Linked DNA regions of Homo sapiens: region 2 is linked to region 1. The links are chromatin loops, found by intact Hi-C in ENCODE. Cell type or tissue: heart right ventricle. All regions are shown on one strand.

Region 1 (8,000 bases):
GGGTATTTGAATCATCGGGTTGAATCCCTCATGAATAGCTTGGGTCACTGCCTTTGTGAACTCACTCTGAGTTCACAGGAAATCTGGTTATTTAAGAGTGTGGCACCTCCCCTACCCCACCATGCTCTGGTTTTCCACATGTGATATGTGAGTTCCCACTTTGTCTTCTTCCATTAGTAAAAGCTTCCTGAGGCCTCACCAGAAGCCATGTTTCCCGTACAGCCTGCAGCACCATGAGCCAATTAAACCTCATTTGTCTACAAATTATCTAGTCTCAGGTATTTCTTTACAGCAATGCAAAAACAGCCTAATATGTATAGATATGTACTTAAAACATGCACATAGTCTATATACTAAAAAATTACAAAATACTGATGAAAGAAATCAAAGAATTAAATAAATAGAAGAACACTGTTTTCATGACTTTGACGATTCAATACAGTATAGTATAGAAGTCCCTTCTCAAATTTGTCTATAGATTTAATGAAATTTCTGTCAAAATCCTAGCACATTTACAGAAGGTAGTCCAGGTAGGACCATTCGGTCTCTACACTAAAAGCTTATAAAAGACTGATAAAAGCTTATTTTAAAATTTATATGAAAAGGCACAACCTTAGAATTGATAACACAATCTTGACAAAGAATAAAATAAGAAGAATCATACTATCAAATATTAAGGTATACCATATAACTATAGTACTCAATACAATGCAATATTGGTGGAGGAAAAGACACATAGATCAATAAAATGCTATATGAGAATCCAGAAATGTACCCATACATATATGATTAACTAACTGATTTTTGACAAAGGGGCAGAAGCAATTAAATCTTGAAAGCATAGCCTTTTCACCAAATAGTGCTTGAGCAACTGAACATCCATAGGGGAAAAAGTCAATCTCAAACAGTCTCACAGCTCATATAAAAACTAACTCACAATGGTGCATCGATTTAAATGTAAAACATAAAACTATAATTTAAAAATATATTACGTACGTTAATATAATAGAAACTATGTTTTACAAAATAAACAGAAGAAAATCTTTGGGATCTAGCACTAGCAAAGAGTTCTTAAACTTGACAACAAAGGAATGAATCCCAAAAGGAAAAATCCGTAAGTTGGACTTCAAGAAAATTTAAAATTTTTGCTCTGGAAAAAAACTATGTGAAGAGAATGAAAAGACAATCTACAACGCAAGAAAAAAGCATCTGCAAATCATATAGGCTAGAAAGGGCTAGTATCTCATATATGTGTGTGTGTGTATATATGTATATGTGTGTGTATATATATACATATATATACATATATATGTGTGTGTATATATAATACATATATATACATATATGTGTATGTGTGTATATATATATATATAACTCAATGGTAAACCACTAATCCAATTAGAAATGAACAAATGACATGATCAGACATTTACTAAAGACAATATACAGATGACAAATACAAACATGAAAAGATGTTCAACATCATTAGCCATCAGGAAACTAAACATTAAAACCACAAACCACAGTGCAATATCACTACACGTCTATGAGAATGGCTAAAATACAACATAGTGACAACACTAAATGCAGCAAGAATGCAGAGAAACCGTTATCACTCATGCATTGCGGGTGGGAATATAAAATGGTGCAACCATTCTGAAAGGTAATTTGGCTGTTTCTTATAAAACTAAACATATAATTACAGAAATTGCACTCTAGGGCATTTATTCCAGAGAAATAAAAACTTATGTTCATACAAAAACCTGTACAATATTTGTATGAATGTTCACAGCAGCTATATTCCTAACAGCCAAAAACTGGAAGCAACCCAGGTGTCCTTCAATGGGTGAATGGTTAAACGAACTGTGGTACATATATCACAGAATACTACTCATCAATAAAAGGGAAGGAACTGTAGTTAGATAATGTTTAGATAATTATGCTGAGTTCATCTCAAAAGACTACATATTATATAATTCTATCTATATGCCATTTTTAAATGACAAATTTTAAGTGGTTTTCATGTGTTAGGTGTCAGACAGAGGGAGTCAAATGTAGGTGGTTATAAAAGCGCAATACTAGGAATCCTAGTGGTGATGAAAGTGCTCTGTATCTTGACTCTGGTGGGGGATACCTGAGGCTACCTGAATCTCCACATGTATTATAATGTTATAGAACTAAATACACACACACACTAATGAGCACAAGTTTTTTTAAAGAGAAAAAAAGATGAGCTTTTAAAATTTTTGGAATAAATTCATCTTTTCATAAGTTTTTGTTGTTGTTGTTGTTGTTGTTGTTTCAGATGGAGTCTCGCTGTGTCGCCCAGGCTGGAGTGCAGTGGCACGATCTCAGCTCACTGCAACCTCCGCGTCCCGGGTTCAAGAGACTCTCCAGCCTCAGCCTCCCGAGTAGCTGGGCTTACAGGCGCGCGCCACCACACCCGGATAATTTCTTGTATTTTTAGTAGAGACAGAGTTTCGCTATGTTGGCCAGGCTAACTTTCAACGCCTAGCCTAGAGTGCTCCACCGGCCTTGGACTCCCAAAGTTCTGGGACTACAGACATGAGCCACCGCGCCCAGCCACCTTTTCATAGGTTTAAGAGAGAAGGTAATTGTGCAAAATATGGAAAAGCAAGTCACAGAATGTGAGAAAATATTTACAAAACTCAGAACATTGCTGAGCTCTTCCCCTTCCACTAATCAATCCTTCTTCTTTCCACCAACGATACTTCCTGGTCTTGTAAATTCCAAGATTCTCTGCTGTGCTGCACTCATTTGGTATTTAATGTACACTACTCGTTTGTGATCCATTCGTGCACATGTGTATGGCACATCTCCCCAGTGAGGCTGCACGCCTAATATGCCCCATAATGCCTACTAGAGTGAATTCATCTGTTTAATGTTCAAGGTAAAATCTGGTTATTCTAAACCAAGGAAATTTTTTCTTTTTTCCATATTTATTTATCTTCCCTCTATTTCTTTTTTTAAGATAGACAATTCTTTCAAAATTGTATATTTACAGAAGAACTGAGATAATCGTACAGATAGTTTTCATATCCCCACCACCCAGTTTCTTCTGTTATTAACAGCTTACATTAGTATGGTACACTTGTTACAATTGATGAACCAATATTGATACATTATTATTAACTAAGAGTCCATTGTTTTTTCAGAGTTCTTTATTTTTTACTTACCATCTTTCCCTGTACATGGGTCCTATGCAGTATATCACATTACATTTACCAGTTATGTCTTTTTAGTTTCTTCTTTGCTGTGACAATTTTTTAGACTTTCCCAATAAAACCTTTTTAGAAACTTTAAGATTTTTTTCTTGAGAATTATCTGGGATAGGTACTTTCTTAAACCTTTTATCTTTGCTGACGGTATCATAATTCTAATGAGGTTAAAAAATGAAGTAAGAAACTCACATGGCTCATCAGACTGTGTCTTTTCACCCTACATAGTCATTCTCTAAAATACCTAAGGGAAAGAAGCTGGTGAATAGAAATCTATTTCCAGACATACTTTTAAGGACACTGACTTAATCATTCCTCCCACTCTCCATTTCTACATTTAGGGTCACCACATTTGGTTGGGCAGATTGTTCACGGCACCAAGGCACTCAGCCAAAGGGTGGGATAAAATCCACACCACACTCTACTCCCCAAGCTATATACCCATGGATTGTCTCTCCTGTAGGAACTGCTTATGACTAATTTACACAGAGGTGCCATTTGAGCTGGGGAGGTTGGGGTTTCTAAATATAGATAATTCTACTGCCCATTTGTCTTTTAAATTTATAATTCTTCTCTGATGCTCAAGTTAATATCATTTTATCCCTTACCTGAACCATTGCAATTACCTTCTCATTGCAATGAATACATACAAAACACTTTAGCATAACATAAAACATCTTCAGCTATCTGTCCTCAGCTTACCTTATTGGCTTCATCTACCTTTGCTATCCAGCATACAGCCTATTATCTAGCTACATGGGGCTATCTGAACATAAGCTCTTTTGTGCCTGTAGAAAATGGGGCAAAAGAAGCCCAAAACAGATCTCGAGAATTCGAGGTCAGAGAACTGTGACCCAGTTCCTAGATGAAGCCAAGGGAAGCATCAAGACTCTAACATAAAAATGGATGTTCAGTGTGTCTAAGCAGATGGGGCAGTATACAGCCATACAAAAACAGCAGAATGTTTGAGAAGGTATTGGAAATATCTAAGAGAGAGGCAGACTCAAAAGAACCCTTTGCTTAGAAACAAGAGCTGATTCAGCAGTGACCTGTGGGGGCCAATGTTCAAAGAAGAAAAAAATCTCAGCTGAAGACAATAACGCAGAGGGCTAGATGAACCCTTCCTTCTGCAGATTCCTCACCACAACTAAACCCTGTAACTCAGACCTACCCAGGTCAGGGGGAAAAGAGGTACTAAAGTGACTGAGATTGAGTTTTTGCCACCAAATGAAATGGAGGTCTGAGTTCATAAACCCAACTACAAACAATTACTAAATATTTCCCAGTATTTATTAATGTGTCTGATACATAGGATGCTCTCAAAGAATGTTTATTGAAAGAATGAACAAAACTCCTAATAATTATTTTAGGCCATCTCCAAGTCCTAAAATCCTGTCGTTTCCCACTAGGTGGCGACCATTAGCTGGAGTTCTTTACTTCCTGTGTCGTTACAGGATGATTTTCCCCAGTGACCCATGGATTCTAGTTTGTAGTTGGCAGAGGTCTTTCAGACAATTTTATTGGAATCTTTTTGATTTCTTCATATGTGAAACTGGGATTTTTGTCTCTAATCTTTCCCAGGCTGCCTCTGTAACTGCTGGGGAAGAAAGACGGAAGAATTGCTGCAGTTCATTTAAATACCAGAGCAACCACAGTAAACACGTCCCTTTCCCTCTCTTAAAAATGTTCTTTGGACATAGCCTGTGCAGGATTTTTCTCCCCTCTGCAAACATTTCTCAGGTCTGTCTCTCCTCCATGTTCCCCACCCCTGTTTAACTATGAGAAGTATTACTCCTTTTTAATTTATTTTTAAAAATTTCTAATTGCCTGAACATAAGAAAACAACTAGAAAAACTTACTTAGAAAACAAGCTTCTCAAGATGTAATTTAAAAATTAGAACATTGTCATATACTCACCCTCTCAAAAACAAAATTTACAGAAAATCTCAGTTACTTGAAAGTGAATAGTGAAGGGACTAGAAAAATTAGTAAAAACTACTGTAAAGGAGGGAGTAAAAAAAAAGTTTAAACGTGTTTCATTCTGACCTGAGACCTGAGAAAACATGTAGAGGACACCACTGAATCACCTCAATGAGCTTTGTGGAATTTTGTTTTTTCTGGGGTTTCTAGTCCTCATTCTAGTGTACACACTCTGCTGAGGCATCATCTCGGGCAGTTTTTGTCACGCGCCAATCCCAATACTGGAAGGCTTTTTCCTGCTGATTTCCCAGCCTATCTCTTCAGGAGGCTCTGGCCTCACTCACTCCTCAGGTGTGGCTTTGTGGACCCAGTGACTTGCTATAAATTTCCATCTGGATGTCTCCCAGAAAACCCAGATTCAAGAGGTCCAAAGCCTGATTTCACCACCACCCCCTGTAGGTCCCTTATCTGAAACAATGATATCACCATCCACTCAGGACAGAAACCTGGGAATTCCCCCAAAATCTTCCTTTTTCCTCACCCCAAACCGAATCCATCACCCAGTCCTGTCATTTGTATCTCTTGTCTCTATCCTTTCTGCTGTATTCCTAATGCAGGTTGAGTATCACTTATTCAAAATGCTTGGGACTAGACGTGTTTAAAATTTGGGATTTTTTCAGATTTTGGAATGTTTGCATATACATGATGGAATACCTTGGGGATGGAATTCAAGTCTAAACATGAAATTCACCTGCATTTTGTATACACCTTATACACATAACCTGAAAGTAATTTCATACAATATTTTTATTAATTGTGGGGCTTTATGGAGAACCTGCCTTTGGCACATTGGGCCTTCACATGTGACATTTTATTACCCTCTGTGGACTTGTTGTGGGGGGTACTCAGGGCACGGTGGAAAGGATATATCACAGCTGTATGTGGTGCACCTGCATTTTGACCACAACCTGTTACATGAGATCAAGTGTAAAATGTTTCACTTGTGTCATATTGGCACTCAAAACATTTCAAATTTTGGAGCATTTCAGATTTTGGGTTTTCAGATTAGGGTTGTGCAACCTGTATCCCTCTCTTGGTTTAAGACCTAATCAGCTCTCACTTGAATTGCTTCAGGATCTTAACAAATTTAATCGCCTCACCACCCTCCAAGTCATCACCTCATGGTCCCCAGATTGGTCTTTCCAGAACACAAATGTGATCAGGCATCTAATTCCTCTGCTTAAAACTCTATTCTATCTCTAGAATAAAAGTCCACACTCTTCCAGAAAACCCCGAGTCAGCCCCTGAGTACTTCTCTATCATCCACCACTGCTACTGACCTGAACCCTGCATTCCACCCGTCAAAACTACTTACATCCACAAAGGGGCCCTACCCTTGTGTGTCCCTATGCCTTTATTAACGCTCATGTTGCACCCTTTCTCTGGAATATCCTTCTGTCTCCCTCTTCTCCCATATTTATCTAGAAATCTACAAAACTTCTGCTTATTTTTCAGGACCCAGATCATCCCCCAAATTAATCATTCCTTCCTCCTGGTATATTATATGTAAATCTACTATAATGGCATTATAGTTTAATGCCAGTACTGTTAGCTTTCTAACAGCAGGGACTACTCCTTATCTTTGCATTCTTTAGTGCCAGGCATTCTCCCTAGCCCTGGGACTCAGTGCTCAGAATATCTCAAACAATGAATGAATGAAGAGGCAGAATATTGATTATCAAAATTTACTGATTATTTAATGAGACAAGCACTGTGCTAAAAACTTTATAAACATTATTTCATTTAATTCTTTCAGCAGTCCAATGAGGTAAGTTCTATCATTATTCTATTTTGCAGATGATATGTTTTAAGAAGTTACCAAATATATGCAAAATCACTATATGCAAATTAGGGGCTGAGATTCGTCACCTAGTTTGCCTGACCAGAGTTCAATTTCTTAAACTCAAATATCTATACTGCTTCTTCAAAGACTGAACACAATGAAATACTGCTCTAACTTTCAAAAAAAATTGTTTTAAAGAACATCATGACTTCTACAAACTTACTGGTTGTGAGTTTGATGCTGATTCCAGGACGAAAAAGTAAGAGCGAACCTCAGACATGGTTTATGAGTACTTAGTAAGAGAAGTCAAGTACCACTGGGCATTACTAGGATGCAAAATGGTTTGTTTATCTAAGAACAGTTTCCTTCCCTTCTGAGAGGCAGGATGACTTGACTATAAAACCAGGGAAATAAAATAGCTGAGTACAGGTGTGTGATTCTCTAATATCCTTCTTAGCCCTGCCCAACTGTGTATTAGTCATGCCATTTTGGGTGTTGACCCCAGCTTCAGAGCTGAGGTCTAAATCAGTGTTTCTCCAAGCACAAGTATGTAGGACTACCATCTGTACTGCTTGATAACAATTGATTTCCAATCTTCATGCCCAGAGAGTCTGAATCCATAGATCTGGAGGTCCGGGAATCTGCCCCCAGTTGCCTCTGATACAGACAGACTAGAAACATGTGTCCAAACCAATCGCAAGTACCCATCCCTTTGCCAGGAATCTTGGTTTAAGCCAACTAGTTCAGGTGTTTTCCTGGTAATGATTACTGGTCTAGGTATAGTTGCTTGGGTGACCAACCATCTGGGTTTGCCCAGGACTTTCTTGGTTTTAGTGCTGAACGTCCCACATCCCAAGAAATCTCTCACTCCTAAGCAAATCAGGATGGTCCACTCTAGGAGGATGTCCTAATAAGGTTGAAAGAATAGTCTTTCATTTACACTTTCTCTCATTGTCACCCTCCCTCTGGACAAAAACAAGAAACCATGTTATCCTCCC
Region 2 (8,000 bases), 120 kb after region 1:
ACAGCCTCTGCTTGTTACCCAGTTCCAAAGTCATTTCTACATTTTTGGGTATCTTTTCAGCAGCACCCCACTCTACTGGTACCAATTTACTGTGTTAGTTTGTTTTCATGCTGCTGAAAAAAACATACTCCAGACTGGGCAATTTACAAAAGAAAGCAGTTTATTGGACTTACAGTTCCACATGGCTTGGGAGGCCTTACAATCATGGCGGAAGGTGAAAGTTACGTCTCACATGGCAGCAGACAAAAGAAGAGAATTTGCGCAGGGAAACTCCCCTTTTTAAAACCATCAGATCTCATGAGACTTATTCACTCTCATGAGAACAGTACAGGAAAAACCTGCCCCATGATTAAATTATCTCCCACTGGGTCCCTCCCACCACATGTGAGAATTCAAGATGAGATTTGGGTGGGGACACAGCCAAAGCATATCACAGGGATACGATAATGAGATAAAGTAATTCAGAAATTCTCGCCCTCAATCGAGGTTCTGTTCTTTTGTGATAGACAGGGAATTAATAAGTAAAAATTATTATTTTACTTATTTATAACAGTAATAAAAATTATTATTTTATAATTAATAAATTATGTTTAATTAATAAGTAAAAACAAAGCATGATGATCAGCACTAAAGAGAAAAATAATGTAGGAAAGGAGACGAAGTATTGAGGGCAGAAAGCTAGTTGCAATTTTAGACAGGATGTTCTGGGTGTGAACGCATCTTTCTAGTGAGGATCTGAAGGAAGTAAGGGAGCTAGTTGCTCAGATACCTGGAGCAAGAGCAGTGAGGCTCAAGGAAAGGCAGTAGGAGGGGCTGAGGGGAAAGTGTGCCTGGCATGTTCAAGCCTAACAGAGAGGCTGCTGGGGTCGGGCAGGATGAACGATGGGGTAAGGCCCTGTGAGGGCCTTGTGGGGTTTCACTCCCGATGTGGTGAGAAGCCACTGGGAGGTTTTGCCCCCCCAGGCCTGGGCCTTGAATGTGTGGGAAAGGGCTTATTAAAAATTAAATTCAGCCATAAATTATGAAGCAGACTCAAAAGATTGAATTTTATTGAAGGAATGAAACTGGAATTGAGTGAGAAGTAAAATCTGGGTTTCATGGTTTGGGAGTCATCTGTGAGAGGTTGTAGTTAAATTTTGAAGATGGATGCAGAACTCTGAGGAGACGTTTTTGAAGGAAACGAGAGGAGGAACCAAAGTCTGTGCCCTAGCGATGTCCTTCCCTACTTCTGGGCACTGGAGGGAGAGTCCTGTGTCAGCCTTAAAATGGTAATAGTGGTCCACCTCCTTTTTCTTTTTATTTCTTTCTTTTATGGGGGTTGTTTTCTAGGAGATCTCCAGTATTCTGTCTTAGACTTCTTGTAAGGTAAAATTATGGAAGAAGGAAGGAAAAGTAATTGAAAGAATGCATGATGTTGACTTTGTGTTGACCCATCAACTTGTTCTTTTATGGAGGAATGGGATGGGCAGGTGGCTGGCTTCCACCCCACCTCTGGTGATTTAGAATTACAACCAAAAACTGTCACATAAAGGCTCTTAATTTCTATGACATTAGCCCCAAAGAAACCCTCAAAAGTATTGAAGTCTGAGACGTATATTAATTTCAATTTATTCTCCTTTTTGTGTCATCTTTCTTAGTATTAAGCTTAAACATTCTTCAATCACAATTATCAAAAGCATACTTTGTTCATTTTAATTTTTGTTTTATATATAAGAAGATAGAGGTACTTGCAAATCTCAATGTTTTCACAAGTTGAATTGTGTGACTTTCATACCAAGCTTCTGTTGTTTGTTGTTTGTTTTTTAAAAATAAAACATTATGTTATAGTCGGGACCAAAAACAAAATTTCACAGGCTATTTCTTCTGCCAAAGAAACATTGCCCTCTCTTGGTTTAAGATGTCAAAACACTTAGCAGTGTTTTCTGCCTAATTTTGGAGTGTTGCTTTCTGATTATGAATTGGAGCAGTTTGCCTTGAAATTGCATAGATATGCATTTTGCCCATAAGTGAATGTATACAGCTGATTTCTCGTGTGACTTTCAAATGGAAGTCAGAGTTAAAATGGAAAATTGCTGTAGGAAGCTGGCACGTTTTTAAACTCCTGAGTGCTTTTGGGGGGAATAGAACCTCTTTCCATTCCTGGTTGCATGGAAAATATTAAACCCCTTTTAAGTAAGCAGGAGATGAGATGAGTATTATGGATTTTCATCTTTTTCTCCTGAGTTCTTGGATTCAAATCCTATTCCTGTTGCAGTGTTATTCTGCATTAAAGATCTTGACTGCTGAGATTGAACCATTATTTTCATACTTATTTTTCCTTAAACTTGTTTGGTGCTATGAGAATATTCAATATATAGCTTTTTGTTGCAGAGATTTTAGCAGCATTAGTTCATCTTGACTGATGCCCTTGACTTCAGAGTATAAATAGAAAAATAGAGATAGGTGACAAGGATTGATTAGCTATCCTCATTCTAAGTGAAACAGTAAACCTAGCTAGATAAATCACAGCTCAAAAGCCTGGAGAATGCATGGTAAAAGAAAGAAAGGTAGTGCGTATGTGTGTGTATGTGCTTAATAGTGAAGTTTTCTAAAAGAGGTACAAGCACAGAAATTCTATATGGTCTGTTCTACTGTCTTTCCGTTTTTATTTTCAAAAACTTAAGGGTTTAAATAACATATGGAATTATTATTTGCTTTTTCTTTTATTTAAAGAAATTTTTTAAGTAAAAGAAAACTGAGACCAATGTCATTGCCTTTTTAAGTCAGATATATGTGTGTGTATACATCTGTGTGTGTGAGAGAGAGTGTGTGTGTGAGAGAGTGTGTGTATGTGTATATATATATATATGCACATATATGCATATACACATACATATGATTACTTTGTTATTAGACTTTAACTGTAGGGTTGGAAGGGCTCAGGGGAGATCGCCTGATTTTTTTCTCTGGCACTTTTAAGCTATTTAAGCATTTTAATAGTGTTTACTCTGTGCCAGGCAGTATTCTAAGCACTTGATATATATGAACTCATTTAACTCTGACATTCAGCCAAAGAGATACATCTATTATTATCCCCACAAACCGTACAAGGAAACTGAAGTTCACAGAAGTTCAGCAGCTCACCTCATGAGAAATGAAGCTGGGATTTTAACCCAGGCATCAAGGCTGTGTCTTCAGCCCTTATATTAGCACCTGCCTCTCTCCCTCTCCTCCTCTTCTTTCTAGATTTTTCAGTTCGAAGGGCCAGTTTTCACTCTGACTTCCCTTTACCTGATGTGGTTTCTTCAGCCTATAGTTTGAGCCTTTTTCAGTTTGTTTTCCTTTATTCTTTTCTTGAGCCTGGTGAAGAACAACCCTTCTCCATGTCTCCATCCGTCACCGCTGCTCCATTCTTTCACCCTCCTCCTCCTCGGTGATATTCTCCAGCCTTCAAACCATTTCTGAATTCTTAAGTTACATTACATCAGGATTAGAAGCTGCTGTTATAACGACGGCTTGTCCAGTTCTGAGTAAGATAGTATTAATAGCACAATTACCTCATAGTTTCTACATATATATACTCTATTCCTGTTTGCCACATCTTTTTTCTCCTGTATTTGCAAAAATACATTCTTCTTGCGTTAACAGTTTGCTATTATGATGCCATGCATGTAATCATGAGTATTTCTCAGCTTTTCTAAGACCTTTGAATTTTAACAATAATTCGCAAACACGCTTGCCTTTCTGTGGACATTTTATGGGATTTATTCAGGTTATTTATGAAAGTTTATAACTGTGTCCTATGATCTCCTGGCTCTTGAGACACACTGCTGTTAATATGTCAAATATGTAAATTTCCATTTAGTGTGGAACTGTCAAAGACAGTTGTATGATTCAGTTTGATAAATGGGTACTTTGGGCCAGCTGTCAGGGTATTATCTTCCTGACTGAATCCAAGGGAAGAGAATAAAGAATGGAATACCATCCTGCACCCAGCACTCTTCACCCATATCCCCCACACTCCCTCTCTACTTGGTTTCATCTAGCAGAGCCTCCATTCTCTTACTGAAGATGAAATCATGCTGATGAGTTCTGTCCTTCCTAAGCCAAAGATAATTATGACCTGATTATCTGGTACCACACAATATTAAGTTTGCAAAAGTGAGTTTACCCTGATTGCTGCTGCATTGTATTAAGTAAACAGCAATTCCACCAGATTGTAATTTGTAAATTCAGCTTTTTTCCCCTCTATCCTTGACCTTCTACAATAATGTTTAATATTTAGTCTGAGGTGACTGGGGTGGGTGATGAACAGTCTGCCTTGTATGTTTTTCTTGACTATGCTGCTAGGTTTTATTATTATTATTATTATTATTATTATTATTATTATTATTATTATTATAGGTGTTGCTAGGTTAGAATTGTTTCCGCCTATACTGGGGACTTTGCTGCTGTAGGATCTTGGATAGTTCACCTGTTCCTTTCTTTGAAAGTTTTGCATGATTGCTGAAATTCAGTCTATAATATGTCCATTAGTGCAATCAGATTCACTTTTAACTGGCATATTTATGCCCTTATAACTTTCTACCCAGACGGTGAGAACTTTGGCCAGTGGATTGGCGGTGAAGGGAGTGTTTTTCCTTCCAGCTGGGGAGCTTACGTGTTCCTGAGCATCCTATTCTTGCCTCTGTTTTATCATGATAGTATTGTAATTTAGCTCTTTCCCTATATGTTTCCCCCACCTCAGTGAAATTCTCAAAGACTGTGAGTGCACAGTTCAGGGCCTGGCTTCGTGATGTTCTATAGGGCTAATCTTACACTTTCCTTTCTTTATTCCAAACTTAATTTAAGATGGGGCTATTAGTAGTAATCCAAGGAACCTCTTAGTTTTGAAAGGATTTTAGTAATTGTCCAAGGGGCTTACACTCCATACATGTATATGTTTGAAAAAAAATTACTTTTTAGCAGTGGACTTGGAACCAAACTTTTTGGAACACAACTATTTTTATCCCAGTTTTACACTTCTGTCCAGGTACATGGTAGAGATGCCATAGATATAGAGTTATATTGAATTCCTTTATAATAATAATGCAGGGGGAAAGGATCATCTGGTGAATGGAAAAGGAACCCTGGTAGAGGAAGGGGATGGGGCAGGGATTATTGCAATGACTGCCTACGGATGAGGGAAAAGTTGAGATTGGGGTATGCATGTCATCAGAGGACCACACCATACAAATTTGAGTGGTCACAGGCATTCTAGGAGTTAGAGACGGAGATGTTAGCAGAGGTGTGAATAGAGGTAGGGTCTATCGTGATAGTAGATGGAGTCCTGAGAATGGAAGTTTTATATGGGATGACAAGAAAAGACACAGTGTGGGGAGAAGCTATAGAACGCAGGAGATGATGGCCAACCTGAAAAGAGGACAATGGTGGTTGTTGGCCATCATAACAATGGAGAAAGGGCAAGAAGAGAGGCAGGGAATCCCTTAAGCAGCAAGGGATTGCTGCAGGGATGGGGAAAGGGAGTTTTCTGGGACCCTGATGACTTTGGCAGCAGCCAGTAGTGTTGGGGCTGTTCTGTGAATTGTATATGGTCAACCAGTGATTGATGCTTAAATTGTATGTAGTCACGGGGAGCTTGTGACTGGCCAAAGAATGGAGTAACACGTTTGGCTTAGCCTGCCAAGAATGAGATCATATTTGACCATAATGCTGAACAAACAGGATTCAAAGGGTAGATCAGAATTTTAATTTACTCTGTTCTCTCCCTCGGTGCCTATTCAAACCATTTTGTGGAGCTGAGTTTTCTGTTCCTGGATGAAATCTTAGACAAACTTGTTTGCTTCACTAACTTCTCTCAGATTAAAAGCAAAAAATAGTTCAAAACTTGTATTCATAAACACACAGTCTTGGTTCATTAATTGTTATGTCTGGTCTAGTCCAGGACAGTTAATTCAAAGGTAAGGCTTCTCCCTCCTGTCCAGCTTCTGCTTGCTGTAGGTGTGGAGCCTGCAGTGGGAAGGAGTGTTGTGGTATGCCTCTTCTCCCTTGTTGTCTGCCAGACATGTCTGCTCTTCCTCCCCTGCTCACCAGGCGACTCTGGATTCTTCAGAGTAGACTGGGTGGGGAGGGAGGATAAAGGGCAGAAAGGTCTTACAGAACCGAACATCGGTTTGCCGCTGGTTTCTTCTGGCTGTGGCTGATGGTGAACCTGACTAGTTCTTTTGTGGACCCTTTTATAAATTCTTTGGAGAGTCCCTTCCTTCTCTATTTCTGTGCTTCTCTAGTCTGTTTTCCTTGACGTGGGAGGAGGGAGGAGATACACCTCCTCTTTCATTCCAGTGGTATGCTGCTGAGGTCTCCTTATGGATCCAGGCAGCCTTAATTCAGATGCAGATCATGTTGACTTTGTAGTACTTATGGAATATTTAGGAGAAAATACCCTTCTAGAGTCAGAGAGAAGCCAGAGGTGGAAGTGTAGATGTGGGGGTAACTGCTTTGCAGATGATGGTTAAAAGTCAGGAGATTGAGCAAGGTTGCCCAGGAAGACAGGAGGAAAAAGATCTCAAAAAGACACTTGCATTTAAGAGGCCTAGAAGGAAATGGAGCTGGCAAAGAAGGTGGAAGCATCATTCAGAGTACTGGCTTTAGAAAAGGGCAGGCTGGATGGGAGCCAGCCCAGAATAATGCCTATTAGTATGTCTGTTCTTTACCTGGAAAGGGGAACTTAAAACACATATGTTTTTATTTAAATTGTGTAAAGACTCTACACTGTTTTCTTCCTGTTTTAAAAATTGATGTTAATTTTAGTTTTAAATTTCTAATTCTTTGAAGACAAAAATGTTAACTTTTTTTCCAGTTGTATATGAACACAGATCAAGATTAGAGAAATCCTTGCAAAAAGAAAGACTTGAACATAAAAAAGCAAAGGAAGGTAAGTAAATACATAATTTGTGTTCTGTGTTTTTCCAGTACTCTTCTTTGACGTATCATATACTTGGTTTACAATTTTTTTTTGGCTAAGATCGTTCTCAAATCAACCCAAAGTCAGATAGGTGGACAGAGAAAGACATGTCAAGTAATATATTATGCATTGTGCAATAATCCCTATACAAGATTGGATTTAGAATACTGTATTCAGTTTATGCCACCTTGTGATAGCTCATATATTGGTTACACTTATTATTTCAGGAATAACATATAATTTTTCATCTGCATATTAAACGGGTATATTACTTACACCTGGAACTTCTGTCCACAGATATTGAGGGGGCTGGGGTTGGGGGGGAAGTAACAGGATGCATTGTCCAGAATATGACAAATTTTATACACATACATATATATTTATACCGTAATGAATTGATCCCATTGTCCATTATATTTTAAGTTATGCACCTGTTTTTACCTTGTGAAAGTTTTTATTGACACATCAGTTGATTCAGTTTGAAAGTTTACATTTAGGACAGCCACTGGGCAATGCTGTCAATTTTTATCAGAATTTTTCCATAAAACACAGGCCTTATACAGCTGATGATTTGAAGTTATCTGCATTCTGATATTTATTTATTCATGTTTTATGATAAATCTTGAAATTTAAATTACGTGTTCTGTCTGCCTACCTTGGTAGGAAGGAAGAGGATAGCAGAGGAGGGGCAGTATTGGTTAGGATGTTTTACTGACCCTTGGATTGAGCCTGTGTGAAGAATAGAAGTTCAGCATCATTAAATGCTTTGATAAGATTTGGAGTCTCCTTGCCTTCAAATGCAGAGTGATTTTATAGAGCCATCTAGTGGATAATAAGGTTTTCAAAGCATTAAAGATGGCTTGGCTGGCTTGATTTCTGTTTTCAGGAACTGAATGATTTTAGTGTGCCATCTAGTGGATAGCAATAAATCACCTTTGTCTTCAGATGTGCTCCATTTTTTCCCTCCTAAATTTCAAGGAGAGTTAATCAGAGATATTCTAAAAGCACTTTTAATCAATTGGCTATAATTTGGATTTTGTGGATGCAAGATTTACAG

The links. A loop is a pair of places that touch in the nucleus more often than their neighbours do. Peaks named below come from ENCODE experiments on the same cell type or tissue, not always from the same donor. Only the 100,000 strongest peaks of a DNase experiment are listed, where the experiment ranks them.
Region 2: a loop joins it to region 1, with 8 times the contacts of the local background. A loop is called at or near these places in 106 of 110 quality-filtered maps.

What each region holds. Positions count from the first base shown.
Region 1 is chr3:168,162,491-168,170,490 of GRCh38, reverse strand. No RefSeq gene overlaps it. Among named protein-coding and RNA genes, the nearest start is that of GOLIM4, 71 kb to the right of the region's middle. In heart right ventricle, a CTCF peak has its summit at 4,636 (motif pointing right); a DNase peak (open chromatin) is centred at 4,657; H3K4me3 peaks cover 389 bases; H3K27ac peaks cover 290 bases.
Region 2 is chr3:168,047,204-168,055,203 of GRCh38, reverse strand. It overlaps GOLIM4 (golgi integral membrane protein 4), which reads left to right. Exons shown (of 16, transcript NM_014498.5): 2 at 6,839-6,913. Among named protein-coding and RNA genes, the nearest start is that of GOLIM4, 45 kb to the left of the region's middle. In heart right ventricle, CTCF peaks have their summits at 1,880 and 7,806 (motif pointing left); no DNase peak of the experiment used is centred here; H3K4me3 peaks cover 1,934 bases; H3K27ac peaks cover 5,711 bases.